Linked DNA regions of Homo sapiens: region 2 is linked to region 1. A link is a loop called in an ENCODE intact Hi-C map of the cell type or tissue named here. Cell type or tissue: heart left ventricle. All regions are shown on one strand. Each heading gives the region's core, and the rest is flanking DNA. Links, peaks and the distances in the headings are about the cores only.

What was found. Peaks named below come from ENCODE experiments on the same cell type or tissue, not always from the same donor. Only the 100,000 strongest peaks of a DNase experiment are listed, where the experiment ranks them.
Region 2: a loop joins it to region 1, with 3 times the contacts of the local background. A loop is called at or near these places in 18 of 110 quality-filtered maps.

The regions. Positions count from the first base shown.
Region 1 is chr20:40,153,959-40,166,917 of GRCh38, reverse strand. No RefSeq gene overlaps it. Among named protein-coding and RNA genes, the nearest start is that of LINC01370, 160 kb to the right of the region's middle. In heart left ventricle, for the core only: a CTCF peak has its summit at 6,652 (motif pointing left); no DNase peak of the experiment used is centred there.
Region 2 is chr20:40,948,287-40,961,245 of GRCh38, reverse strand. No RefSeq gene overlaps it. Among named protein-coding and RNA genes, the nearest start is that of TOP1, 74 kb to the left of the region's middle. RefSeq lists an enhancer at 1-310. In heart left ventricle, for the core only: no CTCF peak of the experiment used is centred there; no DNase peak of the experiment used is centred there; H3K27me3 peaks cover 890 bases.

The sequences.
Region 1 (12,959 bases), core at 1,738-9,737:
TCTACCTAAAATAGTTCACCTAAAATATGCATTCTTCCTTATTAATGAGATTTGTATTTGGCCTTTGAATAAGCTGAATGTTGTGTAGCAAATGGGCCAGGTGGTAATCAAACTTTCAGCCTTATTATTGAAATCAGTGAAATATTGACTTATTTGTAAAATCATCAATAACTTTCAGAAGTGAGATGCTTTTCTCAGATGCTCAAATTTGAATTTGGCATTGAAACAAAATGTAAAGCTTTTAAAGCAAAATAAGTTTTTATAAAATGTCATCTACCACGCCTCTTCCCAGAATGATGCAGAAGACCATATTGTATAACAGAAAAATGAAAAAAAAAAAAGCCTGAAATGATTGTTGGCCTTACTCAGAATTCTAAATATGTAGTTTGAGTTACTCTAATAATTCAGAATTTCAAAGGTCCATTTTATTTCAAAGAAAACCTCTTAGCCTAATTTGGGGTGGATGGAGAAGGCTGCTCTCTCTGGCCAGAAGTCTCCAAGTATGATTTATTCTAGCAGCATTTCTATGAGATGTTTTTCCCTTCTCCCAAATTTTGTGGAAATGCCAAGACTCTTTCTTTTAAAACTCAATACAATTTGGCTCAGAAACACAAGGCACGGGGAATAGGATACCAGTTATTTAACTCTACACTCCTTCTCTCACCCCTGACTAACCTCTTATTTAAAAGATTTAAAATAATTTTCCATATAGAAAACGTTTTACCTTTTGATTTTTTTGGATATTCCTTAAAAACCACCTCTAAAGTACTGAAATGTAATATAGTGTGCACAGGTGAAAACTACTTACTCTTTCGAAACAGCATTTCTTTTGGCTCAGCCAAAAATACAAAAATGTTTTTGCTTACTTCCCACTAAAGAAAAAAGCTATTTCATGAAGTAAGTTTCACCTTTGAGGAATAACCTTTAGCTGTGAGAAGTCACCAACTGTAAGTTAATATTTGTGCAGAGCCCTGGCTCTGCATCATAAAACCTTGCTAAACACATCTGCCATGTAATATTTGTGGTGTAGCCAGGGGCATAGTGCTATGGAAAGAGCTTCGATTTTGATCTCCTTGGAATAACTGTGAGTCTCGGAAATACCATGCAAACTCTCTCAATTTCAGTTTCCATATCTTAGACATGGGACTCCTCTCCCCACTTTACTTGGACTCTATGATGACAAAATAAGGAGCCAGGCAAAAGGCAAGTTCTTCACCAGTGCCAAAGGCTCTCTCTCCTTCATCTGCCTGCCTTATTTTCTAAATCTAGGTCCAGCCCATGATCTTACGTTAGCATTTGTAGCAATGCTGTCCTTCAATGTTGTCCATGTCTCAGTCCCCAAAACCCGTCCCCAAAATATATCTGAGTATATTATCTTACATGGTCAAAGAGACATTGCAGAGGTGATTAAGAATCTTGAGATGAAAGATTTCCCTGGATTATCACAGTGGGTCCAACATATTCTCAAGGGTCCTTATAAGTGGAAGAAGGAGGTTACACAGCAGCACCTGGAGATGCTGTTCTGTTGGCTTTGAAGATGAAGAAAGGGGTCTCAAGCCAAGGAATATAGGAGATCTCTAGATGCTGGAATAGGCAACAAACTCAATTCTCCCTTAAAACTTCTAGAAGAAATGCAGCACTACTGACACCGTGGTGTTAGCCATGTGAGATCCATTTCAGGCTTCTGACCTCCAGAGCAGTAAAATAATCAAGTTATGTTGCTTTAAGCCATGAAGTTTGCATTAATTTGTAGGAGCAGAAACAGGAAATGAATACAGCAACTTTTCAAGGCCAAGTGCTTTGAGTAGCTATGGAAGGTGTAAGCATTGGCTGTTTATCTCCTTAGATAGGTAAGATGAGGTTGATGGGACAATAAATGCAATAGACGGTTTCTCTTTTATAGGCAAGAAACCTGAGTTTTCCAGAGCAGAGCACATAATTTGATGTAGACAAAACATGTAGGCACCTTTTATTTTTTCTTCAGCAATTTCATTAAAATGCCTATTGTGTTTTTGCAAATTTGAGCCAATATGACTTCTTTCTGAAAATATGATCCTACAGATAGCAATAGTATCTATCTTTCAGAAGTCCAGAGACACCCTCTATTTCTGCCTCAAGAAGGCAAATCTTGAGGCAGAAATAGAGGGTGTCTCTGGACTCTGAAAGATGGGTACTGTTGCTATTAAAAAATAAGTTTAACCTTTTACAACACATTCTGACTGAACCTGAAGTAAATCCACAAAACATGATCTTTGTAATTTTGTATCTCTCTGGGGAAGTGTTCAATCCAAGGAAAATTCAAGTGAAGCTCTCTGGATTTGACACTTCAGCCCTGAACTATGGCTATTTCAAGAGGTTTCATGATTCTGAAGTATAGCAAAATCTGACTGTGTTCCCATTGAGGGGCAGGGAGACACACACACACACACACACACACACACACACACACACACACTGAGAGAAGGGGTGGGGAGAGAAAATTACCCACCTGGGACTAGAGGAGAGAAAAATCCTTTGCTATTTTGTTGTAGGTATTTCCTCAGAACTAACCAGAGCAAGCATCCAAAGACAAGCTTGTTTAGACATCTTATCACTTGGTCTTGAAACATTTTTTATGAAATGCTACAGAAAGTGTTAGCATATCCAATTAGTGATGATATGGTAGAGTTGGAAAAGTGTCAGTTGCCTGTGTGGTCCCGAAACTTTTTCTGGCCTTTTAGCCAATGATATTTATTTTAATAATAGCTCAGAGACCAAGAGGCCTCTCCTTTTCCCTCTTCATGAACAAATTGTGAAGAACTCCCCTATTTCTTATTCACATCTCTGGAATATGTGTGTGGTGGTTGCAGAAGAATATTTCCTGCTGAAGGTGGATCTGAAACACTGAGAAGCTGCCTGCAGCTCTCTGAAGCAACCTCATGCAGGAGAACAATCAGACTATTTCTGTCTGGCTTTTAGGGCCACAAGAAAAGAAGTAGAAAGAAATAGATGATGACTCACTGAAAGACAGACTTCTCTAATATGAAGAGTACTCTGATTTTTTTTTGGTAATCTAGCTGGAGCTAAGGATTCTGTGATCCTGTTTTGGTGCCCTTATCAATGCGTGTAAACTGCCGTAGGTGTAGGGTTAGAAGATGGCTTCACAAGTCACACATTTGGTAAACCCACTATAAATGCAATTGAAGTAGTTTTAAGTTTCTGGAGGCTGGGGATATTCAGACATAGGTCTGAAGACTGCTTGTTAATGATGTTCTAGAAAAGACTGAAAACCCTGAGGGGTGTATGGACTGTTTTATTTACTCAACTTGTCATCAAATGTTCATTAATTCTACTACATGCAATGCTCTGTGTTGGATATTGCACTGGTTTAAAGATCTACCTTAAATGTTCGTAATTTTATTATTCTATTCATTTTGGTATGGATGGGAAAGGAGAATGATCAAACAGAAGTAGGAGTCAGTCACATCTTTCATGATGCTGAAAATAAAGTCTCATGAAGTCGTAGATAACAAGAACAACAGTAATAATTGCCATATGGCCCAGGCGTGTATATGCATCATATGATTTAATCTTTCAACAGAACTTTGCAGTAAATATAGTAACTGTTATTCTTCATGTAAGAAAATTGAGGCTCAGAGACATCGGATAAATGCCCCAAGATCCAGTGCTAGTATCATCTGGAGCAAGTATTCTACCCAACATATATACATACGTACCAAGTTAGCATGTGACCTTTTGGCTAGAGACTTGCAGAATGATGGAAATGGAAATACAGCAATTACTGACAGCATATTTATTTGAAGGCAAGTGAAATTCCCTCCCAATATAAGTTAGCAGCAAGGTATTCATTTTATAAATAGAGATTTGCAAAGTCTCATCTGGGATGAGCTTAGTGATAAGTCAGTTGGCACTGGGGGCTTGCAAGATGTTACTTATGGCAAATTGGTTCAAGCACAAAAAGTTGTTCTTAACACTGTCTTTTTGTTGGTGACTTAAGAAGCAGCTAGAGTTAAACGTATGTATGACATTTCAGTATATTAGGAATTTTTGGAAGCAACAGGGAAGTATACTTCAAATACAATCCCCCAGCACTAGGCCAAGCACTTTCGCGTACATCCACTGATTTAATTGCCTCAGTGGTTTCAGAGGGTTGATGTTACTAACCCCATTTTTGCAGAAGGAACATTAAAATTCAATATTTTGTTCTAGACCACAGGGATTATTAGAGCTTCTGAAGCTGGCTGTTTGATTGCAGGCTTGCAGTTTATGCCTAGCTATGCATTTATAAAATATGGTAACTCAAACTGCTTTTCTGGGTTGTACTGTGGTTCTAACCCCTCTTTTGTAATAGTGTAAATTTTATGACAAGAGATGGTCTAAATTCCAAATAAGAAATCTTGAAGGATGAAGACTTCTGGTATATGGCTAGAACCAACTTTGTTTTTGACCAAAGAGATTCAAACACCAACCCAGTGGACAGGAATGTCACCATTCATCACTCTACACTAAACCATTTGTCAGGGCATCTATGGAGGGAGCCCTGGGAACCACTGAGTAGTAATGGTATGTAGACCATCAGGCTGAGCTTTGTATACCAGGATATGGGAGCCCTTGCCCTCACATCTGTATTCCATCCCTACAGACTCTGTCTCAGGCCTGGGTAGGGAAGGAATCTGCAGGCAATAAAGAAATGAAAGCCCTAGATTAGCTCTGGTTCCATGCCATGCTCTTCTCCAGGGGTGGTATTGAGTAGCAACTCCTGGGCCACACATGCAGGAGAGAAACTGATGTGAAGATGTGACTCTTTTGGCTGTGGCTGCCTAAGCAAAGCATCCCTGTTAGGTATGTGACATGCTTTCCACATTCCATTTTCTTCTAATGATTGAGCTCTGCTGGAAGAATAGGATTTGGGTTCTCATTGTAGTGTCTGCTTCCTCAGAAAGCCTGAGATGCTACAGTTCCCCAGTGAGGCTACACATGGAAAAGAGATTAGGCTGGGCACAGCTTTAGGGCAAGGCCACATCAGGACTCTGGCCTTGACTGTAAATGTCTCTGCACTCATCTCTCTGCCTTTGGCTTCCATAGTCAGTCCTCACTCCCCAAGCACCCCCATTCAGAAGCAATATTTTAAAACAGCAAAATCAATGAACTTCAAAACCTCATGGACAGCAAAAGCAAAACAGGGCTCAAAAATCTAAGGAGACCAGACATTTGAGAAAAAAAATTTCAAAGCACAAAGCCAGCTCAATCTCATTTGTAATGGGTCACAGTTTATTAGGAAGCCAATATGAAACCACAAGCAGGGACTAGCCCTGTCCTACTTTAAATGGACTTTCCATTTCCTTTGTAATGGTCAAAATGCAACTTGGTTAAAATGGACTTGTTTGTGAAATTTCTCCTTTCACAATTAAAAAAAGCAGTAAAGTATTTTACACATTTTAGTTTAAGTATTCAACCTTAAATACTTGTTTCTTTTGCTTTACATTAATTTATTATCAGTATTAAATACATTTATTGTTTTAAATTTATTGCTGTTACTTTATTAGTAGTAGTATAAATAATAGTGCTAGTAGTGGTAGGTGCATGTTCTAGTTTGGGCCCAAATCCCTATCTGATTTCATATACATACACACCCACACACACACACACACACACACACACACACACACACACACACATATTCTAGCCCAGCTCACTGTGATATATTTGGGAGATAAAGAATCTGCTGATTCAGAGTCACCTATCTCAGCCTCCTTACCCTTAGGTCCTACCCTAATCCCATTTTAAAAAAAATAAAAAACTAATATGTACACAGGGAAAATAAATAAAATAATATAATATGGGGTAAAAAGCAAAAGTTTGTGTCATTCCCTCAGTTTTTATTCCACTTAGGTAACTGTTTTTTATCATTTTCTCACATATTATTACATATTAAGTACTTATCCACTCTAGCATATGTAGACAAATGTTTCTCATTATGATCATTTGGATAATTTATTCACACACACACACACACACAGAGAGAGAGAGAGAGGTTATTTTGCATCTTGCCTTTCTCTCTTCTGAACACTATATTTTGAAGAACTTTATCAATCCATATGCATGTTTTATTTTTAAAATATCTTCCTAGTATTTAATTACAAAGATGTACCTTAACTTATTTAACCAGTATGCTATTGATGGAAACTTAGGTAGCTTCCTTTTTAAAAAAATAAATTAGAAATTATGAGACCATAAAAATATATCTTTATTATTATTATTTTGCTTGTGCAAATAAATATATAGAATAATTTCTGCTTTTCTTAAAAAAGTAGGCTATGAGCGATCTTTGCATCCCAGATGAAAGACTGTCTAGATCCTTCTTAATGTAGCGGACAAGGACAGTAGCAACAGAAATATGTACATGCACTGAAGAGGAAAACGCCAAGAAAGCAACTGATTCTAAAAGAGGGGTCAAGGACTATACACAGAAAGGAGCAGGAGAAAAGGCCGAGGGAAAATTTGCTTCAGTTCTGTTCTGTTCATAATAGCTTTAAGGCCCCCATGGCCGCCCAGCCCTGGGTACCTCACTATGCCTCAGGCTCCTGGAGACCTCCTCTATCTTCCCGGGGTTGGATAGAAGAGGCTTGAGTAGGGGAAGCCTTGAGCTCCCCCTAGAGGCTGGAGAGCATACGCTAGGCCAGAAAATACACATCATAGCAAATTAAAGGACATGTTTCAAAGAAAAAATACGCCAGTATAGAACAGCTGGTCACATGCATGCCTCTTCCCCTGGTGTCTTAATTCATGTGCATACATTTTCCATAACTGCATTGATGGCCTAGCTTCAATTTTGTATTCAGCTTCCCCCACCCCCTTAATACTACACAGCAAATGTTTTTCCATGTGGCTACATAATCTTTCTAATTACCATTTTAATGACTTTATAATACTCCTTCCAGTTCACATATTGTAATTTATTTAACCACTCCCTATTGGTGGACATTTTAGATTGTTTCCAGACTTTTAATAATATAGAAGGTGGTCCATATAATATCTGCTGTTTTCCCCTTTTTAAATGGTTTCTTAGATTAAATAGTGTGTCACAGGGTAGGGATGATATCATAGCTCTTAATACTCTTTGATCTTCTGATTCCACAAGCAGGAATGCTTCTGATAAGGTACCAAGATACTAATTTGGGTATCTGTTTATTGTTATTATTGTTTTTGTTATTCTTGTTATTGTTTTACTTCTGCAAGTGTCATAATGTAACCTACATTACGCCTTAAGTACATTATACATGAGCCTTTCACATTCTACTAATTCTTCTCTACTTTCCACACAGCCAAACTCATACATTTAGCCATTGGTTGATCATTTTTTCATTTATCTTTTGAGAACCTAACATTTATCAGGAATTTGCTCTAGAATCTTGTTTCCTTGGTAACATTGCAATTCTTATAGAAAACAGGAACAAAGGATGAGAATGCATCATATTAGTGAGCTCATTTTGTAAAACTCAAAAAAAATACTTTGCAAAATTCTAGTTATCAAACTTAACGAAAATGTGGGTTGGAGAAAATTTGCTAGCACGCCCCAGCTCTGTGCAACACATAAGGGCTGAATAAAAAGAGAACTGAGGCTGGGCACGGTGGCTCACGCCTGTAATCCCAACACTTTGGGAGACCGAGGTGGGTGGATCACCTGAGGAAAGGAGTTCGAGATCAGCCTGGCCAACATGGTGAAACCCCGTCTCTACTAAAAATGCAAAAATTTAGTTTGGCGTGGTGGCACAAAAAAATTAGTTTGGCATGGTAGCGTGCACCTGTAGTCCAGCTACTCGAGAGACTGAAGCAGGAGAATCGCTGGAACCTGGGAGATGGAGTGAGCTGAGATCACGCCACTGCACTCCAGCCTGGGCAACAGAGTGAGACTCTGTAGCAAAATAAATAAATAAATAAATAAATAACAACTGAGAAAGAGTGTGGAGCTGGTTGAAGCAAAGCATTGTTGGGTGGGTAGGAATTTACCAGCAGATAAGGGATAACAGTGGGGTCCTAGAATCAAACCGTTTGTATTGAAATCCTAGCTCTGACCCCTTAAAAACTGTGAGGTCTTAGTAATTTATCTTTTCTCTCACCCTCCCTCTTTGCTTTCTTACCAGTTCTCTTAGGTTTGTATTCAACTTTTAAAACTCAAAGAAAATATCACCTATAAATTTATGTTCTTCAACTTCTTCAGGAAAAATAAAACTCCCCCTACCCAGTGTTCCCAATCCATTCATTGATATATCTCTATCATAGCCCTTATCACATGATCACTGGAATGCACAGTCTTTGCAGGGAAGAGGTCATGTCTTCCTCCTCTTGGTGTCTCCAGCATCTAGCATGGTACCTGCCGCATATTAAGTACTTAGAAATTTTTGTTGAATTTAATGACTTGAATTGAATGTTTAGGTAATTATAGAACATAAACAGGAAGAAATATTATGTAGCAATTAAAAGGATAATTAGGAAGACTGAGTAGCTCGGTGGGAACATGTTTATGATATGTTAGTGTTAACATGCAAAATGATACCTGCATTATAATTCTCACTGTCGGAAACTTCTCAGGCTAGATACTAAGGAGACGAAGAAAAATGTGAAAAAAAAATATTTATCTCTGAGAAGCTCCTGCTATACTGAGGGAGGCAGGTGTGTGTAAAAATGATCACAGGGTAGGGCCAATGATAGCAGTGTGCATGAAGTACTGACAAGGGAGGGAGCTGAGTTTGTCTGGGGAAGTTTGGTGAGATTGACAGGACATTCACTGTAGGCTTTGGAGATTAAGTAGTTGTTAACAGACAAGAAATCAGAGTAGGATTTTCCTTAAAATGGGAAAAATACAAGAGAATAAACATGCAATGCATTTCAGAGGAATAATTAGGCATTTCCATGGGGGCTGGTAAGAGATGAGACAAAAGCATAATGTTGAGTTATATTGCAGGTGACTTGCTAAGGTGTTTGATCTTCAACATGTAGACAGAAGGGAGTCCTCAAAGGTTTTGAAGCAGCAGAGGAGTGGCACAATGATTACATTTGTTTTTAAGACAATAAACTTGGCCGAACCAAAAGGATGGGCTAGAGTGATAAATACCAGGACAAGGACACCAGAGAGGAGGCTACAGCTACCTGCTTCAAGTGAGATATAAATTGACTTAATAGTGAAGCTGGAGCTGGAGCTGGTGGGGTGGACTTGACATATCTTCAAAGGAATATTAGATAAGACTTACTGACTTATGTGATGATGGGAGGTGAGTTGAAGAAGCAGTCTAGAGTGATGCATGGGGAAAGACAATTATTTGGAAAAAAGTGTAAAAGGAGTAGATCTCTGGGAAGAGAGATCGTGGAAATGAGGGAGTGGGCAGATGTTGGGTTTAGTTTTGGAAATGTTGAGTGCATGGTGCTAGTGGGCTTTGCATCCACAGAAGCCTGATATACAGTCAAACAAATGATTCTAGGTTCTTAGGAAAATAACTCTGGCAAGAGATGTCCACAAACTGGGGCTAAAAAATAATCCCACATCTTCAATATCCATGTAAAACAGGATGTGTGTTATAAATGAAAGTATTCTGGATGCCTGACTGCAAGTCTAGGCTTTCCTTCAGCAGATGTGAGCAAATTACTTAACCCTGTTAAGCCTCAAATTCCTCATCTGCAAATTGGGATAATAAATCTTGTCTCAGAGGGCAGTGTGAAAATCGGATGAGATAAAGCAAGAAAACACCTGCAGGAGGACCTGATACGTGTCACTTCCACCCCCACTTGCACTTTGCCCTTTCTCTCCCACAGATGATCTCAGAACAAGAGTAAAGGGCTTGAAACAGAAACCAACACAGTTGTCTTTAAAATAAGTATCAAATAGATCTCTGTCCGATGATGACTGATTTTTGTCGTGCTGGTCTACTTCCTAATGTCAGATATTAGTAAGGTTCAGGGACCAGATCTTCTCTTGAGTGGTACCTATACTATTTTCCAATTTAAGATCTCTCTGAGATGAAATACAGAGTTTCTCAATATGATCACCATCTAGGTATAATCTGTATCAACATTCCTATATAGTAGCTTTATTTCTCTCTCTTCTCTGCTGAGAGTAAGACCTTGGGTTTCTCTTGCTGATTTGAAATGAGTCATCTCTATGTATTTTCATACAATATGATGATACTAATAAAATGATAATAACTTTCATTTTGAGAACTTGCTTTATGTTAGTATTTTAGGTGCACCAGTTCTTTTAGCCTATGCAAAAAACCTTCATGATTTTATGTTTTACTCATTATGAATGATGAGGCTGGGGTTTAGAAAGGTGAAGTGACTTGTCCGCAATTGCATAGAAAGTGAGTGAAGAACCTAGGATTTGGAAAGAAACCATGGGAATCCACTGTGTAACCACTACCTCTCAATCAAGATGGCATTTTCTGACACTCAGGGAGGGAGAAGGAGTGAAAAGAGATGCAAGAAGTAAGGAAGTGTTGTATGTATATGTGTTTTAATTGCTGTTCCTCATGAATCATAAGTCACTCTTGTTTCTCTATCAAGGAAGGCAAAAGGACAAGCAAACAGAATGGAATTTATCTATGATTAAAAAATTATGACCATTTATATGCAAATGAAGTTTGGACCTATGCTTCTGGAAGACTGAAGGGGATTATGCATAGTCAGAAATTTGGGGTTTTTCTTCTTTTCCACACACTCCCAGGGCATGTGTTAAGGTTCAGCAGTGTTCTCCAGGGAGACGGGGAACACGATTGATGATCTTGGTTTGTTTCACAAGATACAGTCACAATTAGTAGCTATGATCATGCCCCTTCATGCATTTGCCGGAGAACCCTTGCCAGTCTCCCTGATCAAATGCTCTCTGCTCTGTAAAGCTTTCTACAGGAATACTTTGGTTTCAGCAGAGTTAGTTGCATTTTTTTCTGGGGCTCTGTAATGGCACAAATCAGGTTAACTAATTCATTCATAGACTCATTCATTCAACACATGCCGATTGAACACCTTCTTGTACCAGATACTGTCCTAGATACTGAAGATAAAGTTCACATCTGATTCTAGAGCAAACTAGAGAGATAAGGTCACTGTTCTTCCATGAAGCATACTTGACTGAAGGAGACAAATAAACAGGTAAGCAAAAACAATACATATAACAGAATTACAGGAAACGATTTGTGCAGTGAAGAAATAAAAGCGGGTGGATGGTCAGGGAAACTTTTCTGAAGAAGGTTTTATGAATAATAGCCTAAACGAAGCTAGATAACAAGCCATGGAAAGATCTAGGATCAGAGACCAAGGCAGTGGAATTGTAATTTCGGCCAATATGCATGCCATGTGAGGGCAGAAACTTTGGTCAGTAGTGATGGAAATGGTGATGACCATGATGATCTTCAGTATTACTCTTGAGCATCTATCAGGGTTTAGTTACCTTGCAGGTGATTTGTACTCGTTTATTCTCCACAATAGCCCATGGGAGGTGGGTATTGCTGTATATGATTTGCAGATGAAGCAAAACCCTTAAAAAAATAAGGTGACTTGCTCACGGTCACACAAGCAGTAACGGGAATTAGCTGAAACTCAAACTCCAACGTGTTTCCAAAGCCTATAACCTTCAATGGCCCCTTGTTTTTATATTCCCAGAATCTAACCCTGGGGTCTGGCACTGTAGATACACAACAATACAATGTTTGAGAGAATGGGTGATATCGTTATCCTCAATGCCCCATAAATGTCATCTCATATGACTAAATTTCGGGCAGGCCTGAGGCTGTGGTGCATTTAGACATTTGACAAGTATTGCACCTGTGAGAGGATGGTGGGATAAAGCTTAAGGCCCTCAAAGGTAAGTAACTTCAATGTTGAAAGTCAAGTATGGATATGAAATGAAGCATGATGACTCTGTCTCTACTTCCTCTATTGTATGTACATCGCTTTAGAAAGAGGAGAATTTTCTCGTTCCAAATTACCATACACACACACACGCATGTGTCAGAGACACAGTCCTATTCCCACAAACACAAAATATAACAAATAGATGCAGTTGTACACAAAGATGCACATGGTCACGAAGGATGCAGAAACCCAGGCACACAAACTTGAAGCTGACTTTATGACCACCAGTTTGGCTCTAAGTTCCAGGGTCAGTTCACAGCAGCTGGGAGAAATTTCCATGTTTCTATTTTTGTTGCTTCAGCAACAGCCTAGTTCTCCAAAGTTCTTTTTCTCTTGGGGCCACCCAACCTCCAACTGCTTCTTCCCCTTTCTCAGCTTCTTTCAGAGGGGATGCTTTTCTGAGCCCCTTCTGATCTCCCCGGTGGAGTCAGGTGGCACAGCTTTCCTGAAATCCCTGCTCCTGTCTTAGGGCCTTGACATTGAGTGGTCCCATGCCTGGGATGCACACCGTACACCCCATGGCTCCCTCATCATTTTCCAGTTTTGCTCAAATGGCCCCTTCTAAATGAGTTCTGATTTGCCCAATTATTATTGCAACCTCATGATGATAATGGTGACGATGATATAACTATTACTATTGAGCATCTATAAAGGCCTAGGTACAATTTTAGGTGACTTGCACTCACTTATTCTGCACAATAGCCTTGTGAGGTAGGTATTGTTGTGTTTGACTTACACGTGAAGTAAAACCTTCAGGCAAATAAAGTGACTTGTTCAAGGTCACTCCTGCTGCCCTTTCCCCTACCTTGCTTGACTTTTCCTTTACTTTATAGCAGTTACTATTTTCTAACAAACTAAATAATTTACATACTATGCCTTATTGAATGTTGTCTTTCTTCCGTCCTCCCCTACATATAGATGTTAGAATAAAGCTCTACTTAGGTGAAAATATTTCTCTGTTTTGTTCCCAAGCACCAAGCACAGTGTCTGGCATGTAGAAGAAATCAATAAGTATGTTATGCATGAATGATTGAATGAATAATTACTAAGCATCT
Region 2 (12,959 bases), core at 1,841-9,840, 790 kb before region 1:
GGCATTACCCCTGCTCAGTATCCATCACCTTCCCCATGTGTCCCAATGCTGGAAGCCTCATAGCAGGGTCACTTCGTGCTTCTTCCTGCTGGGTGTTTCCATACACAGTGTCACTGATACTGTAGCCATATCTGCCCTTCTGTTTCAGAGAAGAGGAAACCAGGACGAGACGTGACCCATCCAAGGTCCCGCAACAAGAAAGTGTCCACATCCAGTGGAGATTCACACTCAGCTCCGCCTGGCCCCACCCCTCCCCCTTTTCTTCCCCCTCCCCCTTCCCTGGCCCCCGCTCCTCCAGTACTTAATTTTAATGGCCTTTTGATTGCGAGCCTCTTCTTGAAGAGAGACAAATCATTATTGATGAATTTGGACTGCTCCAGTGTAAATGAGTCAACGGGGCCTGGCGTGGGTAGCTGGCCAAGCCATGCAGGCAGCAGGAATCTCAGGACCAGGCCCTGTGGGCCACAGAGAGCCCTGGTGTAGCCTCTTGTAAGCCGTTTATTTCCGTTCCCAATTAAACCAGGCGCTTGGCTGGAAGGGGTGTCCTTATCCTGGAGCTGGGGGGTGGGTGGCTTACAGAAGATCCTGGCCCCTAGGCCTGAGAACAGAGCCCCAGGATGGCCTGGGCTCCCCCTCTCCACCTGGCAGTCCCCTTTGGCCTGGGTAAATCGGAAATGAGGGCGGCCGCAGTGAGTCCCAGCCCTCACCCTCCATGCTCGGCTGTTTTCTTGGCAGCAAGACCTAGGGAGGCTCCCATGGCTGATTTTAGATTTGTTTTCAAAAACTGAAAGGAGAGAAATAATCCTAGCGAGAAAACAAAACAAAACAATAAAAAACAAACAAAACCTCTTCTAAAATGTTTCAGTCCTGAGCCTTGTCCCCACTCTGTGTGCACTTTCTGGTATTTGACCACCTTTGCCACCAGCCCCTGCTGCTGGGACCTTGAGCCAGCCCCAAAGCTCGTGAGTCCCTGTCCTCTGCCGTGGAATGGGGATTACATTATACACATCTCTGGGTTTGGGAGGTGATGGAAGGAGATGGGGGAAAGGGATGCATTTTGTAAATGAGGCCTTCTGATGATAATTTTATCATAGGCAGTAGACAAATACACTCACACGCCCCCAAATCACTAATGGGACCTCCCTCTGAAGGTGCTCCTTGCTTCTTGAGACGGGCATGATTACTCAGTAGATTCTGTGTAATTATTTAATCAAGCTCCAGCGAGTCCTCAAGTCCTCGGTGTGGAGCTGGGCTGCTGACCAGGCCCCAACCTCCCCTCCTCCTGCAGGGAGGCATAATCAGAGATGCTGAGAGGGAGGAGAAGCCCCAAGCACTTCTTTTCTTTGTGCAACAACTGGGTTGTGTGGGAGGGACAGCCGGGAGGGAGGGGGCCAGGTCACCTTGGGGCTCTCTTCAACAGTGGACGGGGCAGGAGGGGTCTTTAGAGACCTGTTTATGCTGTGCCTTTCTCTTTGAGGACACTGAGGATCAGAGAGGAAAAGCCAGCACGTCCCATGATTTCCCAACTGCAGACTTGGCTTCTGCCACTCATTCCCTCCCTCCCTCCCTCCCTTCCTCCCTTCTTTCTTTCCTTCCTTCCTTTCTTCCCTCTTTCCTTCCTTCCTTCCTTCTTTCCTTCCTTCCTTCCTTCCCTCCTCCTTCCTTCCTTCCCTCCTTCTTTCCTTCCTTCCTTCCCTCCTTCTTTCCTTCCTTCCTTCCTCTCTTCCTCCCTCCCTTCCTTCCTTCTCTCCTTCTCCTTCTTGACCCTCCTTTCCCATTGATTCCCTTCCCCTCCCCTTCCCTCCCTTTCCCTTCCCTCTCCTCCTTTCTCTCTTATAATGAAAGTACTGAACAGATGGCTGGGTGCAGTGGCACAGGCCTGTAATCCCAGCACTTTGGGAGGCTGAGGCTGGTGGGTCACCTGAGATCGGGAGTTTGAGACCAGCCTGGCCAACATGGCGAAACCTCATCTCTACTAGAAATACAAAAATTAGCTGGGCGTGGTGGTGGGCACCTGTAGTCTCAGCTACTTGGGAGGCTGAGGCAGGAGAATTCCTTGAACCCGGGAGGTGGAGGTTGTAGTGAACCGAGATGGCGCCACTGCACTCCAGCCTGAGCGACAGAGTGAGACTCCTTCTCAAAGAAAACAAACAAAGAACAAAAAAGTACTGAACAGATGCATGCATTCTCATGGTCAAACATGCAGATCATACAACAAAAGCAAAGGTCTCCCCAGATCCCTCTCTTCCCCCCCACCCAAATTCCCAATTCCCTCCTCAGAGACAACCCCAGCTCCCAGTTTGGAGACTCCCTTCAGACTTTCTGCTATGCATTCATACATTTACCTAAGTTCCTATAGAAGTTCTAGTTAGGTGTTTACTTTGGTTCATGTAAACATTCCTGACAATGCTGTCTAGACCAGTTCTCACTGTGGGGGGTGGGAAAGCGGGATGGGGAGGGAATTTTACTCCCCAGGAGACATTTGACACCATCTGAAGACATTTTTGATCATCATGGCTGGGGAGGGAGGTGCTCCTGGCATCTGGTGTGTAGAGTGCTAAAGGAGTGTTGCTAAACAGCCTGCCTTGCCCCGGACAGCCCCCAACACGAAGAATGATCCGGCCCAAAATGTCAGTAGTGCCAAGGTTGAGGAATCCTGGTCTGGAACGTTCTCAACTTGCTTTTTTCTAATAATAATAATGATTAATAATAATAATATATCTTGGAAATCTTTGCAGGTTAGGCAATATCTTTCTCTCATTCTGATGACTTCTGTGTCTTCTTTTGACTACATCACAGTCCATCCATCTCATCCCCTTTAGATTGATTTCAGGTTGTTTGTGACTTGGCGGTATTAATAGAAACATCCTTGTTATTCCCTGGTTTGGATGCTTGGGAGTGGGATTGCTATGTCAAAGGGGTAGTTATTGGTTGATTGATTTACTAAGTCCTCATATAGTGCTTCTATTTTAAATACAACAGGCACTTATTTATTATTGTTATTATTTTGAGATGGAGTCCTGTTCTGTTGCCCAGGCTGGAGCGCAGTGGCACAATCTTGGCTCACTGTAACCTCTGCCTCCCAGGTTCAAGCGATTATCCTGCCTCAGCCTCCCGAGTAGCTGGGATTATAGGCGCGCGCCAAGACGCCTGGCTAATTTTTTTGTATTTTTGGTAGAGACGGGTTTTCGCCATGTTGGTCAGGCTGGTCTCAAACTCCTGACCTCAGGTGGTCCGCCCGCCTCAGCCTCCCAAAGTGCTGGGATTACAGGCCACAACATCCACTTATTTTTAACTTTGATAGATACACTGCGCTTTTCCACAAAGGCTGTGCCAGCTGACCCTCTGTCCTTTCCTAGCTCAAAGCCAAGGTTTCAAGGAAAATGATACAAACAAAAGTTTTGAGTTATAGTTACTATGTCTTCAAGAGGACTAAAGGAAACTCAACCTTCCTAGGGTGGATGGGGGCCCAGTCTTGCCAGCCCCAATGGCAGCCCTTGCCATAGGCCCTCCACCATGTAGCTGGCAAGGGACAGACTTGTCCATCCCCATCAGCCCTGTGCAGCATGAAGGGGAAGAACTGGGACAGGCTGGGAGCCTCTGTTTTGCAGATAAGGCTCAGCAAGGCTGTGTGATTTGCCCACCAGCTCCGAGAAGTCACATCTTCCCAGAGCCCCTAGTGGGACGCCCATGGGTTGAGCAGGGGGAGAGCAGCGTGCAGAGTGAGACTGGGCTATGGTTATGGACACTGGAACTTCTCATAGTGACATCAGCTCAATACTCTACCAGGTCCCTCATGGCCCTGGGGCCAGGGTTGCCAGGTTTTACATGACATCTATGCAATATTTGGGACATTCTTACCCTAAAAAATTGTTCATTGTTTATCTGAGATTTGAAAGTAACTGAGCAACCGTGTTTACCTGGCGACCCTGCCTGCTGCTCTCTGCACCGTGTCTTCTCCATGGATAAAGGGGCAGGAAGGGGCAAATGGCTGGGACCAGACAATCTCTCCATTTCTCACCTACCCCTTTCTCCCTTCTCTCCCGCTTCCTTCAGAGTCTGAACATCCATATTCGAGAGCATGTTCTTGCCTACATGTGAATGGCAAGGCTGGAACGGAAGGCGGCAGACGTGTCCAGGGCAGCACTGATGGCCGGACTGACCCCACCTCCCCCCATCGTCCATACTTAGAGCCAGCGGCCACTGCAAGTGTAATTAGTCAATAAATCATCCCGAGTGATAAATAGAATGATAGATGCAGGTTTCACTTGATCACTTTTTTATTAAGGAGAAATAAATCAGCACCACATTGTTGCTATAAACCTTTCAAACTGGTCAGATCCTGGCTGGTAGGAGCTGATTAACATGGCCACGTGTAGAGACCATTTGTAGCTGATCATTGAGATCAATCAATCCCTGTCAAGTTCCCTTCTTAGAAGAGGTGGCAGAAGCCAGGTGCTGTTCCACCATCCACTGCTCCTGTGGCTTCTTGCCGCAGGGGCAATGGGGAGAGTGTGAGCGTGCTTTGGTGCCAGACAGCCCAGATTTGAATCCCAGCTGAGCCACCAACCAGCTGTGTAACCCCGGCTAGCTGTCATCCCCTCTCTTGGCCTCAGCTTCCTCTTCCCGAACAAGAGCGTGACACCAGGAACTTCCTTAGAGAGTTTTTCTGAGCATTGTGGTGTCAAACTTCTTGGTTTCAGGACCCTATTATGTGCCTAAAAATTGTCAAAGACCCCCCCCACCATGAACTTTTTCTCTATGTGAGCTCTATCAATATTTATTATATTAGAAATTAAAAAAAATTTACTTACTGACTTAAACAATCATAAGCCCAATACATATCAACATAAATAACATTTTTATTGAAAAATAACTATTTTCTAAAGTAAGAAGAATGTGAGAAGAGTGTCATTGTACTCTATTTTTTGCAAATCTTTAGAGTCTCATATCTACTTTTTTTTTTTTTTTTTTTTTTTGAGACAGTGTCACTCTGTTGCCCAGGCTGGAGTGCAGTGGCTTGATCTTGGCTCACTGCAACCTCTGCCTCCTGGGTTCAAGTGATTCTCATGCCTCAGCCTCCCAAGTAGCTGGGACTACAGGCATGCACCACCAAGCCTGGCTATTTTTTTTGTATTTTTAGTAGAGATGGGGTTTCACCACGTTGCCCAGGCCGATCTCCAACTCCTGAACTCACGCAATCTGCCGCGCTCGGCCTCCCGAAGTGCTGGGATTACTGGCAAGAGCCACCACACCTGGCCTCATATTTACTTTTGCATTCAATCTGATAAGTTCTGATAAGTTGTTTTGGTTCAAGGGTATGAAGAAAATCCGGTCTCATTCCAATATGCAGTTAGAAAAAGAAGGAAGGATTTTAATAGTCTTTTCAGGTAATTGTGGCTATATCAAGTAGCCTCTGGAAAACTCCTCCATATATCCATGGAAGAATGAGAGTCAAAAGGCAAATAATATCTTAGCATTATTATGAAAACAGTTTTGACCTTGTGGACCCCCTGAAAGGGTTCCAGGGGCCTCCAGGGTCCCCAGACTCCAATGTGAGAACCACTGAAATGGAGACAGCCTGGAGAAGGGCCTGGACACAGAGGTGGTCTTCTGGAGACGCTGAATCCTGTCCCTGGCCTATGTCTTGCTAGGTCTTAAAGAGCCTATTTTCTTCTCCTCCCACACACCCTCTATGGAGGTAGTGCTGATGTCTTTCTGTGCTCACCCAGGTCCTCTGCCCACCTCCTCCCCCTGCTCTGGCCCTGGGGTCTGACTTATGAGTGTATTACAAGCTTCCAACTTCTGGAATGGGTTCAACCAATGGGAGGTTCTAGCCGGAGACTGGAGGGTGGGAGGACAGTGAGGTTTGGGACATTTATTTCTCCAGCTCCCTCCCCACCAGGTTGGTGGCTGAAGCTGCAGCTGCTGTTGGCAGCCCCTTCTCTCCCTAGCCCCCACTAACTGCTCTCCTCCTTGTCCCTGCAGGCCTTGGTGTGGTAAGGGTTCCCCACTGTTGCTGTTCATGGAGTGTGGCACCATCCTGGTGTTTTGCTCACTTAAAAAAAAAATTAAACCCTCCTCAATTACTACCTGTTTCCTTTGGGATTCTGACTGATGCATGGTTTTCTGGGAAAACTTCCGTTTTTGGATAAAACCGGAGGAAATACACCGAATGAGGAATGCGAGTAACTCCACCCCATCCAATTGCATGGGCTTCACGGTTTGGTTTACAAAGTGCCTTCCCAGCCTTCATTTATGAGTTCCTCGGTAGAACCTCCGAGAGGCCAGGCTCAGAGAGGACAGACCTGCCTAAGGCCACACAGTCGTGAAATGATCTTGGCTTGTGGGGTCCTAGATGCCCTTGTGACCTACACCACTTCCAAGAGCTATGTGGGTCTTGAGGATCCCTGCTTCCTGGTCCCCCCTTGCTGTGGTTGTATCTATCCTGGAACTCTCTGTCCAAATCCCTCACCCCATCTTCTGCAACCACAGCAAGTGTTCATATCAGGTCCTTCCAGCCTCCTCCTAGCTGGGTGCTCCTTAGCTGGTGCTACACCTTTAGCTCTGCCCCTAGCATGGCCTATAGAAGGCTGATGCTCACGTGCCCAGGGCCCATGGCTGCCCCAACCATTTTCCCTGCTCTTGACCAAGCCTCCTCTCTTTTCATGACTCCATGCCTTTGCCCATGTTCTTTCTTCTCTCGCCTGTCCTCCCTGGACAGACATGTGCTCATTTTTTGTCGTCTGGAAAGCCTCTCCTGACTGTGGCTCTTCGTTCTTCCCTGCAGAACTAAGTTCTTCCTCCTAGGTGCTCCCAGAGCTCTGTGCACATCTTGGATGTGTCAGCATTACACCTTGCTATAGTCTCTTTCTCCCTCCTTCTCCTCCTCCTCCTAATTCTTCTTCCTTTCTTTGTCCCCACCCCCCTCATTTCTTACCATGCTCCTGACCCCTCAATGTGTGTATCAGTTAGCTACTGCTGTGTAACAAACCATTCTAAAACTTTGTGGTTAAAAACAATGGCTGTGTATGTAACTCATAATTCTGTGGGTCAGCTGGGTGGTTCTGCTGATCATTGCTGGGCTTGGCTGAACAGTTTTACTAACTCTCAGCTGGGGATCCCTCATGTGTTACTGATTTTTGGCTGATCTAGCACAGCCTTGACTGGGATGACTCATTTATGCTCTGCGTGGTCTCTCACCCTCCAGCAGGCTAGGCCAAACTTGTGCTAATGGTGACTGAGCAGGGTTCCAGGAAAAGCAGCAGAATCATGCCCAGCTGCTCGAGGCCCACGCTCGGAACTGGCACGGTGTCATTTCCAGCACATTCTATCAGGCAAAGCAAGTCACCAGGCCAGCCCAGATTCAAGGGATGGGAAAATAGACTTCACCTCTTGATGGGAGGAGCTGTAAAGTCTCATTGGAAGGGATGTGGGTACAGGGAAGGAAAAAATTTGGGCCACCTTTGCAATAAATCTATCTCAACTAAAGCTAGCTGAGAGAAGATTCTAAAGCTCACGAGTAATTTTTATAGTCCAAACTCTTGACTATGGCCTACAAGGCCCTATATGGACTAGCCCTACCAACTTCCTCATCCTTAGCTTGCACCACGTTCCAGCCACATTGGCCTTTTTTTCCAGTGCCTTGTCCTTAAAATGCTTCCTCCTGCCACAGAGCTTTTGCATGTGCTGGTTTCTCTGCTAAGACTACTCTACTTTAGTGTTTCCCTTAATTAATGTACCCCCTCCTTTGCATTTCAGCTCAAGCCCTTCCTGATTTCCCTGGCTAGGTTGAATCCTTTTATTATAGACTCTCAGAATATGACATACTTTGCTTTTTACAGTTGCAGTTTTAAGTTTGTATTCATTTAACAAACACTTACATGGAGCTTACCATATACCAAGCACTACTCCAAGTGTATTATAAATATTAAGTCATCTAATCTTCAATACATTTTTGAGGCAAGTACTATTATTATTATTATTTTTAGAGACAGGGTCTTGCTCTGTCACCCAGGCTGGAGTGCAGTGGCACCATCACTGCTCACTGCAGTCTTGAACTCCTGGGCTCAAGTGATCTTCCCGCCTCAGCCTCCCGAGTAGCTGGGATTACAAGCACACATTACCACACCCAGCTAATTTTTAAATTTTTTTGTAGAGACAGAGTCTTGCTACATTGCTTAGGCTGGTCTCAAACTCCTGGCCTCAAGCAATCCTCCTGCCTCAGCCTCCCAAAGTGCTAGAATTACATGTGAACCACTGCACCCAGTCTATTATTTTCCCCATGTCACAGATGAGGAAGCTGAGGCACCAAGAGGCTGAGTGACCAAGCCAAGGTCACACAGCTGTTAAAGGATGGAACAGGGATTCGTGTTATTTATATTTTTTCCATTTTCAGAGTGTAAGCTGATGGATGGATGGAGCAGGAATTCAAATTCCAGAGAGTCTGGGCTCCACTACCCCTCTTGTCTCTCACTATGCTGTGATTATTCGATTCAAATCTGTTTTCCCAACCAGAGTGTGAACCTGCTGAAGGCAGAGACCACGTTTGTTTGCTGACAATTTTGCCTCCCCAGGGTCTGGCGCAGCATCTGGCACACACTAGGTGCTCAACAAATATTTGTGGAATGAATGAACTGGAGACATGAGCCACTGATGAAGGGACTTTCTGTAGCTCCTTTGAATTGCAGGGTCCTAAGACTCTCTGCAGCCTGATTTCTTCCTTGAGGGATGCTCCTCACGCCCTGGGGCCCCTCCTGCAGGCCCACAGCCTCCACTCTGCTGAAACCCTGAATCCCAGAAACGTCCCTTTGCATAGACATCTCTGGCAGCTGCTTCCCCTGCAATGGCCCCGAGGAAGTTTCGACAATGCCAATTCCCACCCGCGTTGCAGCCACCCCTGAATGAATGTCCCTGCTAAGAGTGCAGTTTTCTCTCCCTCTCGCCCTAACTTTGATTTGATCAGGCCAAATCTGAAATGATGTGTGAAAGTAATGATATTTTGTAATTAAATCTCTGGTGACGGCCACTGCAATTTGTGCTACATGCATTGTTCATAAGGAAAAAACGCATCAATTCATTTTCTGACTGGCTACTCCAGGGACTGGCAATTAGGAGCAGCTCATCTCTCGTTGCCTCGCATATTAAAGAGCTACTGAAACGCAAAGAGAATTTGGGAGGGTTTTCTTTTTCTTTTTTTCCCAACCTTCTAATAATGTTAGCTTAATTAGGGAGGCTCAGTGATAAAGGGAAAGTTTTGGATGATTTGAGCATGGTGTGGTGGAAGGAAGAGAATGAGCAAATAAAGAGAAATGAAAGTGTCAGGCACAGGGGCTATGATGGCTGGAAGATTATGAAGGTTCTACCCTGCAAGGCTTGACTTTGTAGGGTCAGGCTGGGGTGTGGCTAAGAACAGGAGGGTCCCAGGGCATCCTGGGTGCCACAGATCTAAGCTAAGTGCTGCTCCCTTCCACTCTGGCAGGATCTTTTCTTTTGCATTCTTAAAAAAATGTATTTTTTATTGAGCCTTGGAATGTGTCTTTTTCACTTGCCCCCCAAATGATGGCTCGTCCATCCTCTAACTGGTTACTGCTGTTGGCATCTTCACTGGACCAAGGTACTGAAAGTCAGTTCCATCTTTTTTTTTAAAGAAGACTTTATTCTTTTAGAGCATTTTCAGGTCCATAGCAAAATTAAGTGGAAAGTACAGAGTTCCCACATTCCCCTACCCCCACCCTTACCCAGAAGCTCCCTCACGATCAACATCCTGCTGGGAGTGGGACATTTGTCACAATCAGCGAACCTACCTTGACACATCAGTATCACCCAGGGCCCATAGTTTACACGAGGGTTCACTCTTGGTGTTGGCTATTCTATGGGTTTTGACAAATGTCTGATGACTTGTATCACCATTATAGTACCATATGCAATAGTTTCACTGCCCTAAAAATCTTCCATGCTCTGTTATTCATCCCTCTCTGGCAACCTCTGGTCTTTTTATTGTTTTGTCTCCATAGTTTTGTCTTTTCCAGAATGTTACATAGTTGGAACCATACAGTGTGTACCCATTTCAGATTGGCTTCTTCCACTTAGTAACATGCCTTTAGGGACATCCCTTTTCCAAGCTCATCTCTTAGAGCCCAGGAAAGCCTTTTCCCTGATCTCCACTCTTCATGTGTCCAAGCCTTTGGTTCTGTCTGTGCAGACCCCAGTAAGGACTTAGTCTATGTGCTGATTGCCTGAAGGCGTGGGCAGAGTTGGAGATGAGAGGGACAGTGATCACAGAGGATGGATTGGGGAGTGGGGATGGAAGTGGAGTGTGGTGAGGGCCCAGGTAGAAAAACAGGGAGGTTCGGGACCCCGGGATCTAAGATGAAGAAAGGCAAGACCAAATGCTGAAGTAGATTTGGTCAACGTTATTTATGCTTCTAGAGTCTTCCAGACAAGGTGCTTGTCTAGTGGTTTCACGAAAACTTTTAATTTGGTGCTTGCAATAACCGCGCTGCTTAGAGTGACATGATTAGTACAGCCCATTTCACAGGAGAAGAAACTGAGGCTCAAGGAGGAAAGGACCTATGCCCAAATCTGACAGCCAGCAAGGACAGTGCTAGATCTGAATTCCGGGTCAATACTAGGCCAGTGCAGAACTTTCTACGATGGTGGAAATGTTCTAGATCCGCACTGCCCAACATGGTAGCCACGAGCCACATGTGGCTACTGAGAACTTGAAATGTGGCTAGTGAGACTGAGGAACTGAATTTTACATTGTATTTAATTTTAATTAATGTAAATTTAAATAGCCACATGTGGTTGGTGGCTTCCTATTGGACCACACAGCTAGACTCTTGGAGACCTTGGTGCAGCTCCCCAGCTGCCCCCAGCCCGTGAGTTTCCCAGCATAAATGGCAACATCATGACTAATCTCCTTACATCTGATCTCCCTGGGAGCTCCAGGAAGGGGGATCTGGCCTCATCCTTTGCACACCTCACTGTGCCACACTCAGAGCCCATTATGGAATAAATCTACTAATACTTTTTGAATAAACACCTGCTTGTGCCATGGGCTTAGTCTGCAGAATTTCAATGCATCTTTTCAACAACTGATTGCAGTGGCTCCCATTACTATTCCCATATCTTACTAGAGGACAGAGAGGCTCAGCGAGGCTCTCTGACTTTCCCTAAGTCACACAGCTGGTAAATAGCTGGACCAGATTTGGAGCTTAGGCATCTCTGCTCCAAAAGCCCATCCTCTTTTCATGCAGCAGGCACAGGGGCCATACTGGAGTGGATCTCCACCACAACTGCTAACCCAATGGTCCCAAAGGTATTGTTCTTACCCCTGTCCTAGCAGATATTGACTCAAATGCAAGCAGTTTATCTTGGAGATAAAAGGCAATACAGCTAAGAGAGTGAGGAAGTGAGACAGGGAGGAGAAGGCAGACAATAAAGAGGCCATCATCCTGTTAGCGCTCCCGGGGTGGTTGAGGCTTAATCGTGCTGGGGAACTGTGGCAGTCTGTATGGACTACACCATAGAGTTATTCCACCCATGAGGTGAGGGAGCTGGGGCATTTGTCCACCGACTTTCACCATGCATTGGTTGAGAGCTGCTTTGGGTGTGTGTGTGGCACTTCTGGCATGCCACAGAGGTGGACAAAGTGGCTTTTGTGGACAGAGAAAGTCCTCAGGCAAAGAAATAACAAAAAAAACCTCAGAATGTTGGGAAAATCCCTCAGCCTTGGCCAATCCCCTGTGGTCACTATAAGCACCATTTCATCAGAAGGTAAGATGATGCTTTTCTTATGAGTGGTTCATCCCAAGTCCTCCATCACCCTTAGAGACCCCGGGTTCCCTTTTAAGGGGTTTAGCCATAATGAAGCAGATGGTGCTTGCTGATGATCTTTGGAAATTGGGTTGTATTTGCAATTCAGAAAAGGGGCACTGGGATCTTTGCATATGTGTAAAGAAGGTGTTTTCTGAAAATCATAAGGGTGTAAATAAGGTTTAGGTGCATGTTTAAATCTACTTGGGGGACAAACTTTTAGGGAACATTCTCAAGGTCTTTAGGAGTGTCTTTCAGCATAATAAACAACTCATGGATTACGAATTGTTCTTCTAGTTCATTAAAGCATGCTCCATAATCACTGATTGAAGGCAACTCCTAGCCTAGTTCAAGTAACTGTAAACAAAACTGTAAGATTTGGTGCTAAAGCTAGTGTGATCTTCCCCCATTCTGAATTCACTTTGGTATATAAACCTTCTGGCCAGATCATCTTCACTGTTAAACTTTTCAGATTTAGTTTTCCACACCTGGCCCCAGGTTTTAACGGAGTTAGAAGCTATAGTTAATGCTTGGTAGACATTTTCTCGGAGGCATTTGAACCAGAGCAACTCCATCTTGAATAGCGGCTGAGTAAAATAAGGCTGAGACCTTACCAGGCTGCATTCCCAGGAGGTTAGACATTCTTAGTCACAGGATGAGATAGAAGATTGGCACAAGATATAGGTCATAAAGACCTTGAAGATAAAACAGTTTGTGGTAAAGAAGCAGGCCAAAACTCACCCAAATCAAGATGGTCATGAAAGTGACCTCGGGTCGTCCTTACTTCTCCTTATACGGTAATTATAATGCATTAGCATGCTAAAAGACATGCCTCCCCAGCACCATGACAGTTTACAAATGCCATGGGACCTCAGAAAGTTACCCTATATGGTCTAAAAAGGGGAGGAACCTTCAGTTCCAGGAATTGCCTGCTCCTTTCCCGGAAAACTCATGAATAATCCACCCCTTGTTAAACATATAGCCAAAAAGTTACTATAAGTATACTTAGTCAAGCATTCCATTCCACTGCTCTGCCTATGGAGTAACCATTCTTTATTTCTTTACTTTCCTAATAAACTTGCTTTAAATTTACCCTATGGACTTGCCTCAAATTCTTTCTTGCTCAAGGTCCAAGAACC